3 separate regions of the Homo sapiens genome follow, and regions 1 and 2 are each linked to region 3. A link is an interaction called in ENCODE POLR2A ChIA-PET data of the cell type or tissue named here. Cell type or tissue: K562. All regions are shown on one strand. Links, peaks and the distances in the headings refer to the core of each region. The heading gives the core; the rest is flanking DNA.

Region 1 (5,199 bases), core at 1,036-3,535, 52 kb before region 3:
TCCGGGGACAGGGAGGGGCAGGGGTAGGCTGAGAGGGTCCCCTCGGGCCAGATACCTCCTGGGCTGGGGTGCTCCCCGCACTTCCTCTGCAAGTGCAAATGCAAGCTCAGTCCTACCACAGGCCTTTGCCTGAAGCCTGCAGCCCACCCCCAGGTCTCCCCACCTGCTCCTCTTTTCTGCTTCTCCTCCTCGGGGCTTCAGGTCCCTCCTCAGAGAGCCCTCCTTGACCACACTGTGGAGTCACCCTCCAGCACAACTTCAATTTAATTCCTGGTGCCCGCATCACTGTCTGGAATTCTCTTGCTCATTCTTTATCCTTTGGATGTTCTGTCTTCTTCCCCAGTAAGGGAAACTTGTCTGTCCCACTCACTTTTGTGTCCCCAGCACCTAGCATGGTTCTGGCACACAGTAGGAGCTCAATAAGAGTGTGTTTTTGTTTTGGTTTTGAGACAGGTGCTCACACTGTTGCCCAGGCTGGAGTGCAGTGGCGCCATCTTGGATCACTGCAACCTCTGCCTCTGGGGTTCAAGCAATTCTCCTGCCTCAGCCTCCCAAATAGCTGGGACTATAGGGATATGCCACCATGCCTGCTAATTTCTTGTATTTTTAGTAGGGATGGGGTTTGCTGTGTTGCCCAGGCTGGTCTCGAACTCCTGGACTTACACGATCCTCCCACCTTGACCTCCCAAAGTGCTGGGATTACAGGCGTGAGCCATCGCGCCCGGCCTTTTCTAAATTAAGTGTTTCTTCAGTAAAAGAATGATGAACCCTTTCTGGGAGGGAGGCTGTGGGCAGACTGAGGCCCCAAATCATCAAAGCCCCCCATACCCCGCCCCATGCGTGTGCCTGGAAAATTCACTGGGGCACAGAGGGGAGTTTCAGCCCCACTTTGTGAATGAGGAAACAGGCTTAAAGAGGTGACTTGTCCAGTGTTCCCAGCCTGAAGGAGCAGGGCTGGGATTCTATCCTGGGTCTCTCTGCCCTAGACCCCAGAGTCTCTGTCCCCCAGTCCCATCCTTCCCATCTTCTACTTCCCCACCCCCCACTCCCTCATCCCACCCCCCACTCCCTCATCCCACCCCCCACTCCCTCATCCCACCCCACCCCTGGGGCCTGGCTCACGCCTATGTTGTCTCCTGACAAGAAGCTGCAGGGGACAGGTGTCCGACCAGCCAGGCCGGTTCCAGGGCACGCATAGGGGGGCACTTCCCCCCAGGGGCGATGCCGTGGGATGACCGTGGACACCTGCTCCCACACCTGCCCTGCCTCCTCACCCGCCTCCATTCAGGCCCTGTGATTCCCTCAATACCCACAGGGCCACAATGGACTGTTTTGTCCTCAGAGACACCAGGAGCCCTGCTCCAGCCCTCAGCTCCCTGCCCCACCCCCTCGGCTCCCTGCTGTGTGCTCTGTGACCTGGGGCAGGTGCACGTTTATTCTGGCCTGGGGAGGAGGCAGCAGCAAATGGGACTTGTTCAGCACAGACACCATTGACAGGGGCCTCTCCACTCATCCCTGCCAGCTGGGGAACTTCGGGGCTGGGAAGGTGAAGAGGGTGGCAGGGATGACAGTATATGGGCACCACTTGGGGCTGGCTGGTTCCCATTCTCATCGAATCTCTAGGTTTTCCAACAATCCTGGAGATAGTCACTGTGGTCATCCCTCAATCTAGCCGAGGAAATGGAAGTCCAGAAGCAGAGAGGGCAGAGCAACCGGGCACGGTGGCTCACCCCTGTAATCCCAGCAATTTGGGAAGTCGAGGTAGGATGATCTCTTGAGCCTAGGAGTTCCAGACCAGCCTGGACAATACAGTGAGACCCTGTCTCCAGAAAAAGAAAACAAAACAAAACAGAGAGGGCACAGGGCACTTGCCTAAGGTAACACAGCAAGCAGGATTTGAACCCAAGTTTGTGTGATTTCCCTATTCTTCCAACTTGTCTCCCCTCGGGCAGCTGATGTCACTAGAGACTTTGCCAGGCATTTAGCTATGCCCAAGTTCATTCAGAAGACTCCTGCAGCAGACACGGACTTGCCAAACACTGGGCTAGGTCTGGGGACACAGCATGAACGGGATGGACAGACCCAGTCTCAGGGAGCCCACTTTCCAGTGGGGAGACAGAGAAGAAACCAGCAAAGGAAGCAACCAGTGAGATCACATTAGATACGACCAGGACATGAAAGAAAACTTAACAGGGGGCTGAGCTGGGGGCGCTTTAGGGCTGCTGAGGGATCTCCGAAGAGATGAGGTTTGAGCTGAGACCTGAAGGAAGAGAAGGAGCCACCAGGAGAAGAGGAGAAAGGGCGTCCCAGGCAGCTGGACCTGTATAAGCAAAGGCCCTGGGGTGGAAGTGCGCCCAGTATGTCTGAGGAACAGCAAGAGATAGGGGCAGATTACTCAGGGCTCGGAGGGAAGGGGGAGGGAGAGAGGGAGTGTAAGGAGAAGGAGCGCTCACCCCGCAGAAGAAGATGGGCTGTTTTCTCATCTGAAAATGGTATTAAGCTGCTCCTAAGGCTGCAAAATGACACAGACCCCTAAAGAGAGTTGGAGCTGCCATTCCTGCCTGCTGTGGAGTCATCAGACTCCTTCCTTCTCTGGAGAGAACGTTCTCACCCATCTCCCTCCTCGATCTAAGAAGGGTCAGGCAGAGGAGACAGCTCAGAGCTGGAGGAGCTGGGATCTATGATCTTGGGTGAGGTTCCTCTGGGAACCTGTTTTTCTGTCTGTGAAATGGGCATGGCCCTGGCCCCCACCTCACAGGAGAGGGAGGTTGAGGGGTTTCAGAGCAGGAGCCTGGCACTCAGCAGGTGCTTGGTTCAAAAGAGCTCCCATCTCCCTCGTTGGAGGTGGAGTGGGGTAGGGCGTTGCTTAACCCAGTGCAAGCTCAAACCTGCTAGGCAGCTGGAACTCTGAGCTCAGGCCCTGTCCCACTCCAACAAGAAGGTTCTTAGCCCTAGGTCAGGCCCAAAGAGAGCCATCCTCTCTGCCTGCCTGCTGGGGTGAGTTGCCCCGTCTGAGATGAGTCCAGAAGCCACCTCCTCAGAAGCTTTAGTGCCCCTGAGATCTGAGGGGTGGAGGCTCCAGGGCCAGTCGTTACCCGAGGCAGAGCTTGACAGGGGCCCGAGAGAACCCAGATTCCCAGCCTCCAAACTGTTCCATCACACAGATAAGAAAACTGCAGCTCAGAGAGGGTGGGGAACTTGTCTAAGGTCACACAGCTGGAAGGGTAGGCAGTGTAGACCTGAACCCAGTCTGGCTGACTCTGGAACTTTTCCTACAGAGCCACAATCCTCCTCCACTCTTTCATTTCTTTGTCAAAACAACACAATGAGGTTGGTACTTAGAGTATGCCCATTGCATAGATGGGGAAACCAAAGCTTGGAGAGAAGTGACTTGTCTGAGGACCCAAAGGACTTTTGTAATTTATTCAACAAGTATTTATTAAGCATCTACTATATGCCAGGCCAAAATAGATGAGCAGGGACCAAAACAGATAAGCCCAGCGTTTATGGCCCTCACCGCCCCGTGGGAGTGACAGACATCGAACCATTCAGGAAGTGATATGCCCTGGGCTTTGCAGACAGGCCTGGGTTTGAACCCTGGTTGTCACTTGCTAGCTGTATGACCTTGGGCATATTACTTAACCTCTCTGTGCCTCAGTTTCCTCATGTATAAAATAGAAGATAATAATAACACCTACCTCATAGGGTTGTTCACGGTTCTTAGCCCAGGGTGAGTGTTCCCTAAAGCTATTATTTTCTGTCATCTCATTTTACAAATCTTTTTTTTGTTTGTTTTTGAGACAAGGTCCTCCTGGGTTCAAGCGATTCTCATATCTCAGCCTCCTGAGTAGCTGGGACTACAGGTGCCCACCACCACGCCTGGTTAATTTTTGTATTTTTAGTAGAGATGGGGTTTCACCATGCTTGCCAGGGTGGTCTCGAACTCCTGACCTCAAGTAATCCAACCGCCTCGGCTTCCTAAAGTGCTGGGATTACAGGCATAAGCCACCACGCCTGGCCTACAAATATTTTTTTAATTATTACTTTTTTAGAGGCAGAGTCTCACTCTCTCACCCAGGCTGGAGTGCAGTGGTGCCATCATAGCTTACTGCAGCCTTGAACTCAAGGGATCCTTCCCCATCAGCCTTCTGAGGAGCTGGCACTATGGGTGAGTGCCACCACACCCGGCTAAATGTTTTTGTTTGTTTTTTATTCTGGAGAGACAGGCTATGTTGCCTGGGCTTGGTCTCAAACTCCTGGCAGCAAGCAATCCTCCTGCCTTGGCCTCCCAAAGTGCTGGGAATATAGGCGTGAGCCACCATGCCTGGCCTATAGATCTTTATTGAGTGCCTGCTGTATACCAGACTCTGGTCTGGGAGCTGAGGACACAAGTGACTGAGATGACATAGTCACTGCCTTCATGCTTTCCAACCATCTAGTGTGAGCCCAGGTATCCTGACTTCAAGGCTAGCAGCCACAGAGCTACTTTCAGCCCCCTCCTCCAGGAAGGCTGCCATAATGACCCTGGCCTGCTGGGACCTGCCTCACTCTGAAATTTTTTTTTTTTTTTTTTCTGAGACGGAGTCTCGCTCTGTTGCCCAGGCTGGAGTACAATGGTGCGATCTCGGCTCACTGCAAGCTCTGCCTCTCAGGTTCACGCCATTCTCCTGCCTCAGCCTCCCGATTAGCTGGGACTACAGGCGCTTGCCAGCATGCCTGGCTAATTTTTTGTATTTTTAGTACAGACGGGGTTTCACCGTGTTAGCCAGGATGGTCTCGATCTCCTGGCCTCGTGATCCACCTGCCTCAGCCTCCCAAAGTGCTGGGATTACAGGCGTGAGCCACAATGCCCGGCCCACTCTGAAATTCTTAAGCCAATTCTGACACCCTACCCCTCTATCCACCCGGCTCCACCCATTAAGCCTAAGGAGGCCAGAGTTTCCCGTGGGTGCCCCAGATACTCAAGCACCCCCATTCCCAGGCCTGTGAATGTCTACTGCTCCCCAACCTCCACATCTTCCATGGGAGCTTCTGACAGGCCCTGAAAGGCCTAGAAAAGGTGGCTGAGCTGAGCCCCCACCCTCATTCTCCACCTGATGCTGCCTGCTGCTCTGGGGCTGCTTGCCCGGCCTCCTCCCGGGGCATCAGAGCGAGTGTTTATCTGCTGCCATGGGAAGCCCTGAGTCACTCATCTGGAGC
Region 2 (5,199 bases), core at 1,274-3,773, 170 kb before region 3:
TTCCCTAACCTTCACCCCCACCTCCCAAGAAAGCAGGGATTCTGTCACATTCCCTGCTGTTTCCCTGGGACAGGTTGGTGTTTAATAAACATGTTCAGTGAATGAATGAAGGAATGAGTTATCTCAGGCAGTCTGTCCATCAACCATCTGGTGCTGGCCACTGTGAGGGTCTCTGGACAGCAGCAGTAACCAGCCACCCTACCCTGTTTGGAGGCTGTGGGATACGAGCAGAGAGCTTTAGAAGGTATTTACCTGAAATCTGACATCCAGCCCCCACCAAAGCCACCAACCGCGCCCCCCCCCCCCCGTCCGCCGCCCCCCACCCAAGCCTTAAGCTCCTGGGTTAAAAAATCCAACTGTTGGATTAACTGTGCTGTTAATACTGATGCAAAACCAGCCAGCTTCACCGGAATTCACCAGGACTTGGGTTGCAACCCATCCCTGCCACTGGAAGGTGGCTTTTCCTTCCTGGGAGCAGGTGTGGGAAAGAAACGGAGGGAGCATAGGCCTGGGTGGGGACAGTGGCTGTCTATGGTAGGAACACTCAGGAAACAGCCCTGGGGTGACTGGTAGTGCAGGAATCCAGGACTTAAACCCTCAGAGAACCTGGATTCTGGAAGGGGATCTTACCTTCCCTCTCTGCTCCCCCAGCACCTTTCAGGACCTTCCACAGCCTCTAGGGAGGCTCCTATGTGATCTCACTGTATGGATTTTTTTTTTTTTTGAGACCAAGTCTCACTCTTGTCACCCAGGTTGGAGTGCAGTGGCGCCATCTCGGCTCACTGCAACCTCCACCTCCCAGGTTCAAGTGATTCTCCTGCCTCAGCCTTCCAAGTATCTGGGATAAGTAGCTTGCCTAATTTTTGTATTTTTAGTAGAGACAAGGTTTTACCATGTTGTCCAGGCTGGTCTCAAACTCCTGGCCTTAGGTGATCCACTGGCCTCGGCCTCCCAAAGTGCTGGGATTACAGGCCTGAGCCACCGCGTCCAGCCTGTATGGAATTTTTTTTTTTTTTTTTTGAGACGGAGTCTCCCTCTGTCGCCCAGGCTGGAGTGCAGTGGCGCGATCTCGGCTCACTGCAAGCTCCGCCTCCCGGGTTCACGCCATTCTCCTGTCTCAGCCTCCCGAGTAGCTGGGACTACAGGCGCCCGCCACCGCGCCCAGCTAATTTTTTGTATTTTTAGTAGAGACGGGGTTTCACCGTGTTAGCCAGGATGGTCTCGATCTCCTGACCTCATGATCCGCCCGCCTTGGCCTCCCAAAGTGCTGGGATTACCGGCGTGAGCCACCGCGCCCGGCTGCCTGTATGGAATTTCTATGAGAAATTATTGCATACTTTGTTGTCGGTTAGACCTGGGGTAAATCCCTGCTGCTGTCATTTATCTGCCGAAGTATTAGACGCATCTGGCTGAGCCTTAATTCATTCATCAAGCATTTATTGAGCTTCTACCATGTTCCAGCCCCGATCCTGGCACGGGGGCCCTGCTGTAAACAAAGCTGTTCTCTGCCCTCAGGAGCTTGCTCTCTGATAGGAGAGACAGGGACTGCAAGCTCAATCCCCACCAGAAGCGCTGTGAAGACAAAACAGGGTGATGTCACAGTGACTGGAGGAGGGGGCACCTTTGAGCAGGGTGGTGGTGGTGGGGCTCTCTGAGGAGGCAATACCATTGGTGTTTAAGAGTCAAATAAATGTTGCTCGTCTAGCTCTTGGTCCAGCACCTGACAGATATTAAGCGCTCAGCAAATCTCATAGTGACCCTAGTTGTCATTTTCATTAGTTTACTGTCCTCGCCACCGGGAGAACATGAGCTGGGGAGGATGCGGGGCAGGCTCGACGTTTCTCCTCTTTGGGCGCACAGCACAGAGCTGGCACACAGCTGATGAACACATGGCACCCGAAACCTCTGCACACAGTAGGGCTTGATAAACCAGCCCACTCTCCATCGGCCTCGCTAGGGAGCATCGTACAGAGCACCCGCCAAATGCTTCCTGGCCTCGGCCCCAGCCCGGCGCCCTGCCCTCGCGTTCCTTGCACACAGTGGGCGCTTAACGCTGCCGGCTCAAGAAATGCCCATTTCTGGGCCCTGCCTCGGCCCATTGCATGGGCCCGTGAACCGAAGCCTAGCTGGGCGGCGACGCGCCGCGAGCTCCCAGTGGGCTGGAGCCGGGAGCCCTGCCGGGGCTGAGCTGGGAAGGCGGGCACGCGCCTCCGCCCCAAGCTTCCGCGCCCAGCTGCGTCCAGCTGCGTCCCAGCCTCCGGCTCGCGGCGGTTGGCTGCGGCTCAGCGACGTCCGATTGGCCTGCGCGGCTCCGGCGCGAGCCCCGATTGGCTGTGACGCGCGGCCGGGCGAGGACCCCGCCCGCGCCGCCGCCGCGCCCGGCGCTGGGCGGTCATTGGGCGGCGTGATCTCGCCGCGGTTCCGCGGCCCTGCCGCCGCCGCCGCCAGCAGAGCGCACCGGGCCGATCGGGCGAGTGGCCATGGCGGGCGCCGAGAACTGGCCGGGCCAGCAGCTGGAGCTGGACGAGGACGAGGCGTCTTGTTGCCGCTGGGGCGCGCAGCACGCCGGGGCCCGCGAGCTGGCTGCGCTCTACTCGCCAGGTAAGACCTCTGGGCCCCCCTCCAGGCCTGCGGTCACCAGCCCCGGCTGCGGACAGCGACCCCAGACTGGAGTCCCAACCTCGGGCCCAGATGCGGAACTCCAGCCCGGGTGTCTAACTTGCAAATAGCAAGTTCGGGGACCCCACCCCAGTGTCCCTTCCGAACCCAAGCCAGAACCTTGGCCCCGGGGTTTCCTGGCTGCAGAGACACTCCCCAGATCAAGAAATTACCATGAGCTCCCTGGGCGACAAACGGAGCTCCCATCGGACCCGCAGATACGGAATCCTAGCCCCGGGGCATTCTCGGTTGTGAAGAGTGCTCCTAGACTTAGAACCCCACCCCCTCATCCCCCCAGGACCCGGTCCAAGCCCAAAGCTGCCCTTCAGCTGTAAGCACTGCCCTCAGGCCCCTAAAAGTCACACCTCATCCTGGGTTCCCCAGATCTGGAATCTACATCCTAGTACCTCCTCTGTGCCCTAGCCCAGGCCCTGGGCTGCAAACAATGACCTCACCTCCCTAACCTGGGAATGTCAGCCCCTCTGCCCAGGGAACCCTAACTCAGGGGCTTCCAGCTGCACGGTACCCCCCACACCCTTCCCCCAAAACCCCATCCTAGTGATAGCTTCAGTGGCTACAGACCGATATCCTCTCCCCAACCCTCCAGTGGTGAGCATCAGTCCTTGCCCCATATTCCTGGATCCCAGGCAGTGAGGGGACTGAATGTACCCCACTGTAAGCTCCCCTGTACATAAGCCCCAACTCTAGCTCTTGCCCCTCCCTCACATCCATGTATTGGCCCCTTCCTTAGGACTTGGGACTGGAACCCCCATATTCCCCAGACCAGATCATAAGTTGGAGTTCACCTCTCCCTCTCTGTCCCTTTCCCTCAGGCCACGGTTTCTCCCTAGCTTCTTCCTGCTTTGCTCACTGTATATGCTCCAGCAAGCACCCCCCCTACACCCACTTTTGTGACTCCTACGTGAGCCCTAGGAATTTTACTGTTTGGCCTCAGGAGGGCCCTATATCCCCAGGAGTTAAGGAAGTGCCTTTGAGAACTCCTGGTTCAGGTGACTGGGAGGCACCTCTACCTGGGTGTCACCATGGAATGAAGCTTTGTTTGTCAAATATCCTGACATCCTTCCTTTTTCTGTGGGGCAGCCACCAAGCACCACATGCAGCCCTTGCCTGGAGTGGGCCTGGGGTCACTAGCACCTTAGCTTTCTGCCCTCACTGGCCTGGGTTCCATGCCGTCTCTTCCTTAAAAGGCGGCATGGCCACGGACCATTTGCATTTCCTCACTGGGTCCTAGACCACTCCATTCTCTGTATGTGATTTTTCACACCTGACTTGGGCACCTGGTCCATGCCGCTATGGTTTCTTCAGGCCTATACCCAAGACACCCAGCCTATGGACTTAAAACCTCCTGCTCTCCTGGGGGTAGGCCAGGGTTAACATCCTGACTCTGTTATTCAGCTGTATGACCTGGTCCAAGCCACTTTCCGTCTCTGTTTCCCCTTGGTTTCCTTGCAAGTTAAAGTTTATCTGCCCCTTCGTGTTAGGAAGTGGAAATGAGATCGTCCACTGGCATTCAGTAGGCACTCCCTGTTGTTGTGTGGGTTTTTTTGTTGTTTTTTGTTTTGTTTTGTTTTATTTGTTTTGAGATGGAGTCTCACTCTGTTGCCCAGGCTGGAGTGCAGTGGCGTGATCTCGGCTCACTGCAAGCTCCTCCTCCCGGGTTCACGCCATTCTCCTGCCTCAGCCTCCTGAGTAGCTGGGACTACAGGCGCCCGCCACCATGCCCGGCTAATTTTCTGTATTTTCAGTAGAGATGGGGTTTCACTGTGTTAGCCAGGGTGGTCTCGATCTCTTGACCTTGTGATCCGCCCACCTCGGCCTCCCACAGTGCTGGGATTACAGGCGTGAGCCACTGTGCCTGGCGCCTCCCTGTTGTTAACAGTAGTCTGACCTTTGCTGTGGGGGATCCGCCTCACCTCTCTGGTCCTCAAACTCCCCACCTGGGAATTGGGGATAAGGATTCAAGGGCCTCCCTCTTTAGTGTCCAGCTCTGCCTGCTCCTGTGAACCCTACCTACTTTCAGACAGCCCAAATCATTCCCAGGCATTCTGAGCCTCCCCAGGGATTGCTGTTTCCCCACTCCACCACGATCAATTGCATATTTGTCCATTTCTGGTTTCCCCAAGTGCCCTTCACTCTCTGAAGAACAGCCATGCCTGAATCAGAGTCTGCAGACAGCCTGGTGCCCCAAATCTGCAATCAAGGCCCTTTATCTCCTCCAGACCTGGAGGTAGGGGAGGAGACTTGCCAAACTGGTTTCTCCAACTTCCTTTCCACTGGCCTCTCTGCTTCTATCTGCTCACTGTGTGATCTTGGGGAAGTATTTGACCTCTCTGGGCCTGAAAAAGTGAGAGACCAGGCTCAGTGCATATTGAACACCTATGTTCTAGTCCATGTTCTAGGCTCTGGGGGCAGAATGGTGAACAAGACAGAAAAAAATGGAGCTGGCCGGGCGCGGTGGCTCACACCCGTAATCCTAGCACTTTGGGAGGCCGAGGTGGGTGGATCACTTGAGGTCAGGAG
Region 3 (5,199 bases), core at 1,719-4,218:
AATATCTAAGCTTCAGGAATTCCTGTCCCCTCCTCCCTTACCAAAGACCTTTCAAAATACCCACTCCTCTATGACACCAAAGACTTTTTAATATATAAATTAACTGCTTTATTGAATATCAATAAACTGTACATATAACTATACAAAACGTTTCCTTGATACAAAATGTTTGAAATATAAATACCAGTGTACCTTTAAAAATGTAAACATCTTCCTCCCAGGCCCACCTGTCGGGCCCCCAGAATAGTTCTGGGAGACACATCGGTCAGACCAGAGCACCCCACTTGGGCCCCCGACAAGTGACAGCCATTACTCACAGTCCCTTTTCAGACATTGTTAAATTGCCCGGGAAACAGGTGCCACCCCACCAAACAGGAGGCTGAAATAGCTGCCTGGGCTCGGGGCATCTCAGACTCTAGTCTGCCACCGCCTCCGCAGGCCCTGGGGCTGCACCTGGGGGTGGATTATTGCATAGTTAGTCACACCTCGTGGAGGGTGGCCTGAGGGTTCCTTGTGGGGGGGTGTGTGTGAGGGGAGTGGGGTCCCCTGAGTGGGGTGGGAGCTTCCCAGTGAGTCTGTCAGCCTTTGTCCTGTAGCTCAAAGCAGCTGTATCCAAACAGCTCTGGATACAAAAACCCACGCAGACAGGCCAGCTCAGGAATCCCCCAGGGCTGGGGGCCAGCTGCCCTCCCTCCACAGAAATGGCCATGGGAAGGCCTCTTCCAGAGCCCAGGCAGAGGACACAGAACCAGAAAATGGTCTTCATCAAAGTCCTGTGGGGCTGATGTGGCCAGAAGTGGGGCACTCAGGAGGGAATTCCATGGCAGTGAGAAGGATGTGGGGTCCTTCCTGCTGGAGCTGGGGAAGGCTGTCAGGCAGGGGCAGGTATGGAGAGGAAGAGGGAGCCTCGAGGGTCAGCGGGGACATCCTGAGCAGCCGGACTCTTGGTGCTTGTGGAGCAGGGACATTCGGGAGAAGGTCCGAGCACACGCCTGGCACTGGTACTTCTTGACATCTGAGTGGGTCTGGAGGTGGGCCCGCAGGTTGGAGCGGTCAGCGAAGGCACGGCTGCAGTGGGGACAGGAGAAGGGCTTCTCGCCTGGGGAGAGAACGCCAGAAAGGCCGAGTGAGCCGTGGGACAACGGCTGGCAGTGATGGGAATCCCTCCCCGCATACCCCAAACCCTGAAAGAATCCCATGATCCCAGGAAAGCCAGGCCTCCGTCAAACACACAGCCAGGGTCCAAAGGCCGGGACCTGACGGAGCTCTGCTGCTTCCCACTGTGCAACTCTGAGCAAGTTGTCTGGCTTCTCTGAGCCTCCATTTTCCCACCTGTAAAATGGGGCTATTCACCCCCCACTCATAGGGGTTGATAAGTGACAGAAGGTAGGGTACTCATCCACATCCCGCAGGGACGTGCGAAGTGGTCAACAATGACTCAACACCTTTACTGATTCATCCTACTGTCACTTGATCCTACTGTGGTCTCATTTCAGAGACAGTGAAACTGAGGCCCAGAAGTAGCATGTTCAGGTTCCCCTGGCAGGACCCCAAAGCCTCTGATTTCACCTACTGCCCTTACTGCCTTCAGTCAAGGGAGGACGTGACTGGTGTCCTTACCATCAGTCCTGGAGTCATTCCTTGATTTACTCTGTTGGGGGCCAAAGCCAGAGTCAGCCTTAAGAGGCTTCCCCACCCCCACCTCCAAGCTGGTTAGGCCACTCCTGGGGCCCGGCCAGCAGCCTGCTTTCCTCACCACCCCACCTCCTGCGCTGTAATCCCAAATCTCCTTGTCTGTTCTCCAATCAGGCTGAGTCCCATAAGGGCAAGGGCCTCCTTTGAGTCCCTTCTGAGCCCCAGCCCAGGGCCTGGGCCCCTTTCTATCACCCAAGAGGCTACGGAAACCTGTGGCCCTGACACACCATCTGCCTGGCCAAGGCTGTGTTGGGAAAAGTCTTGCACATGGAGCTGGGTGCCCAGTAAATCCTCAACAAGCCCTTAGAGAATAAATAAGTCTGTTTTAAAAATTAAAGAGGCCTCAGAGGAGTCTGCCCCCTCACTCATGCCTCATAACAATCCCTGCTCCAACCAAAAAGCTATATAGTTCCAAAAACACCAATAATGTTGATTTGTTTTTTTCTGGGGGATGCAGCATTTTCCAAATAAAAGGTCATAACAGTAACCCATTAAACAAAAATCTATTGAGGCTGGGTGTGGTGGCTCACGCTTGTAATCCCATCACTCTGGGAGGCCGAGTGAGGCAGGATTGCTTGAAGCCAGGAGTTTGAGACAAGCCTAGGCGATAAAGCAAGACCCTGTCTATAATTTTTTTTTTAATCTACTGAGCTCCTACTAAGTGCTAGACACTATTCCATAATACTGAATAGTCTTTTTAAAAAACATGCAATTCTCCAATCCCCTCACGCCCAGTCTGATATGCCCGCAAGGTCAGGGCCCGCCTGTGAAATCCCAGCGCTGGATGGAATTTAAGAGCTGAGAGTGAATTCATTCCATCACCTCCTGGGTGCCTAGGGTGCCACACTGAGCTACCAGGGTAGGAGAGAGTCCAGAGGATGGCTCCAATGGGACCCATGCATTCAATAGGGACTTATGGAGCGCCTGAGAGCTGGACTCAGTCTCATGGGGCAGAAATGGAAACTCGCCACTCCAAAGGGTGGGGGACATAGAGGATTGGGGGAGGGGTGCCTGAGCACTACTCCACTCTGCCATTACTCAGCAGCCTCCACACGCCACGCCTGAAGGGTTTGTTGATTGCATTCTAAGTCTTCATGTGAATGAGAAGGGTAAGTTCACCCTTGTGAACTAAGGGCTGACTCTGGAGATCTGGAAAAGGGGCTGGAGTCCATTTGTAAGACCAGAGTTAGGACAGCACCTCCCTTCCCTTCCCAGGGCTGTTGGTGAAGTCCTGAGCACTACCCTCCTGTACAGTAAGTGCCCAAAGTGTGATGAGACCTGAACCCAAACAAAAGGGGAAGGAGACATTCTAGGACATGATGGGCTGGGGGCGGGGGCTGTGTGCACACGCAGGAGGCACAGACCCCCACTCCTTGGATCCCTCGCCCCCCAGACGCCTTCATGGTACTCCTGGCAAGTGTGAAATCGGCACCAGGCCGGCGGGGACAAAGGGCGCCGAGGGGGGCACTGTACATGCGATATCCCCGGATTAAAGGGGCCTGCCATGCAGTGGGCCAGCAGCTGTGACTGGAACAGGTGCTGGGCACCGCTGCCCCATGCACCTGCTCCACCCCTCCCAGCCCCCACCCACTGGGCCCACCATTAAGGCACACAATGGGAGTCAATGAGGACCGCAATGATACATTTCAAGGGGATTTCTGTGTCTCAGCCATGCCTTTACATTAAAATAATGTCCAGATGGGAGGTGAGAGAGGCAGGCAGGACTGCAGCACCCTGAGGGGTTCAACTGTCCCAAAATAGAGCCCTGTGAGCTGGGCAGGCACCCAGGAGGCCAGGCAGTTGGACCTTTACATGTTAAAATCAGAGCAATTGGTGCACGAAGGAAGAGAAATGGGTAGCCTTAGTCGAATAAGATGCCAATAAAGCCCGCGAATTGCCAGTCCTCCCAGACACCTCACTAACCCTCACCGCTCAGAGGTCAGGCGCCAGGCCAGGAAATGGCAGAACCTGGCCAGCTTGAACCCTGTGGAATCTTCTCCCTCAACTGTCACTCTCCAAAGAGCAGCTCCAGGCACAGTGGCTGCCACCATTCAAGTTCTAAAAAGTTCTACCTTTTCTCCATGTCCAGAAAGTTTTTTACACATTTAGTAAATTTTCAAAAGACGTGATTGTGTTTTCTGCCCCAAAGATGCCGTTTCCTGGTCTGTGTGCTAGGATTCAGTGGGGGTGGGGAAGCCGACCTGAGAACCGTTCGGGTATAATAAATTACTATAAAGTGATTAGCCACCTTTACAGCCACTCTCTAAAACATATGCTATCATAGTTTTCCCCTAAGGCTCAGAGAGGTTAAGTTGCTTGCCCAAAGTCACACAGCAAGGAAGCAGAGCAAATGCCAAGGAACCATTTTTGTGAGAGTTTAGCAGGTACCGGCACTTTGCCAGGTGCTTCCCATATGCATTCCTGCATTTAGCCTGTATAGAAACCCCAAAAGCTGTTCTCATGCCCATCTGAAAGATAGAGAAAATGAGGCTCACAGAAGAGAAACATCAGCCTAAGTTTTGAGAAAGTTCTCAAAGAAGGATTCAGAGCCAGGCGGGGGGTCTGACAACATCCTGTCTGGCTAGGGAGGGGGCGGACCCGGGAGAGGGTGTGGCCGGGTGGGCCCCTTCACACCTGGCCCCCACAGCAAGGTGTTGGTTGCACCTTTCCCATATCCAGCTCCGACCCATTTGGCTGAGAAACAGGCTGCAGGGGATTGGGAAGGTGTCTGCTTTGCCCATCTGCTTAGCTGATGAAGAAAGTTTCTGCCAAACGTTTCCAGAGAGCCAGGCCCTGGAACTTGAGCTAGAAGTTAGAAGACTCGGGGCCTCAGTGTCCACAGCTTTGGGAATGAGAACAGCAAGCCCAGATTCACAAAAGCTGCCAGAGAGAGCAACGGTGGGGGCGCCTGGAGGGGCACGTACCAGTGTGGGTCCGGACATGGCCTTGTAGCAGCCAGGGCCTAGAGAAGGCCTTCCCGCAGGTTCCGCAGACGCAGGGCAGCGTGTGGCTTCGGATGTGCATCTTGAGGGCACCCAGGCTGAGGTATTCCTTGTTGCAGTATTTGCAGTTGAAGGCCTTTCGAGCCTGGAGATCCTTGGCCTCAGAGAGCTGGGCCAGCTGCTTGGGCACTTGGCCCAAGCCTGGGAAGGCAGCATAGGCCTCGGCCTCCAAGGAAGAGACTGAAGTAGAGGAGAAGGACGAAGGAGCCGGTGAGGGTGGGCTGGGGGGCTGGGAGCCTTTCCCACTGTCCTCATCTGACAGGGAGGTCAGCTCTGCCACCCTGGGACTCTCCTGGAGCCGAAGGGAGGCCCAGGCAATTGGCTGGGCTTGGGGCGCCAGGACAGAGTCCCAGATGAGCATTGGCAGCGAGGCGGTGGGGTTGAGGATCTCCGGAGGTGGGATGGCTGCCAGCAGGTGGGCCTGGTCGTAGGGCTGCTGGAAGGTAAACTCTGAGGGAGAAAAAGCAGAGTCAGGCGTTAATTAAATCATTCACTCAATCAA

Evidence for each region. Peaks named below come from ENCODE experiments on the same cell type or tissue, not always from the same donor. Only the 100,000 strongest peaks of a DNase experiment are listed, where the experiment ranks them.
Region 1: POLR2A ChIA-PET joins it to region 3 with 14 read pairs; 18 of 35 experiments call an interaction of 5 or more read pairs at or near these places.
Region 2: POLR2A ChIA-PET joins it to region 3 with 12 read pairs; 14 of 35 experiments call an interaction of 5 or more read pairs at or near these places.

Annotation. Positions count from the first base shown.
Region 1 is chr20:50,034,954-50,040,152 of GRCh38, reverse strand. No RefSeq gene overlaps it. Among named protein-coding and RNA genes, the nearest start is that of TRERNA1, 4.1 kb to the left of the region's middle. In K562, for the core only: no CTCF peak of the experiment used is centred there; DNase peaks (open chromatin) are centred at 2,392 and 3,519.
Region 2 is chr20:50,150,919-50,156,117 of GRCh38, reverse strand. It overlaps PEDS1-UBE2V1 (PEDS1-UBE2V1 readthrough), which reads left to right and starts at 2,395. Exons shown (of 8, transcript NM_199203.3): 1 at 2,395-2,601. The coding sequence starts at 2,481. PEDS1 (plasmanylethanolamine desaturase 1) reads left to right here and starts at 2,395. Exons shown (of 6, transcript NM_199129.4): 1 at 2,395-2,601. The coding sequence starts at 2,481. RefSeq lists a silencer at 1,962-2,641. In K562, for the core only: a CTCF peak has its summit at 3,605 (motif pointing right); DNase peaks (open chromatin) are centred at 1,577, 2,307, 2,857 and 3,587; H3K4me3 peaks cover 1,948 bases.
Region 3 is chr20:49,983,772-49,988,970 of GRCh38, reverse strand. It overlaps SNAI1 (snail family transcriptional repressor 1), which reads right to left. Exons shown (of 3, transcript NM_005985.4): 2 at 4,620-5,147; 3 at 85-1,099. The coding sequence ends at 915. Among named protein-coding and RNA genes, the nearest start is that of SNAI1, 3.4 kb to the right of the region's middle. In K562, for the core only: no CTCF peak of the experiment used is centred there; a DNase peak (open chromatin) is centred at 2,710; H3K4me3 peaks cover 119 bases.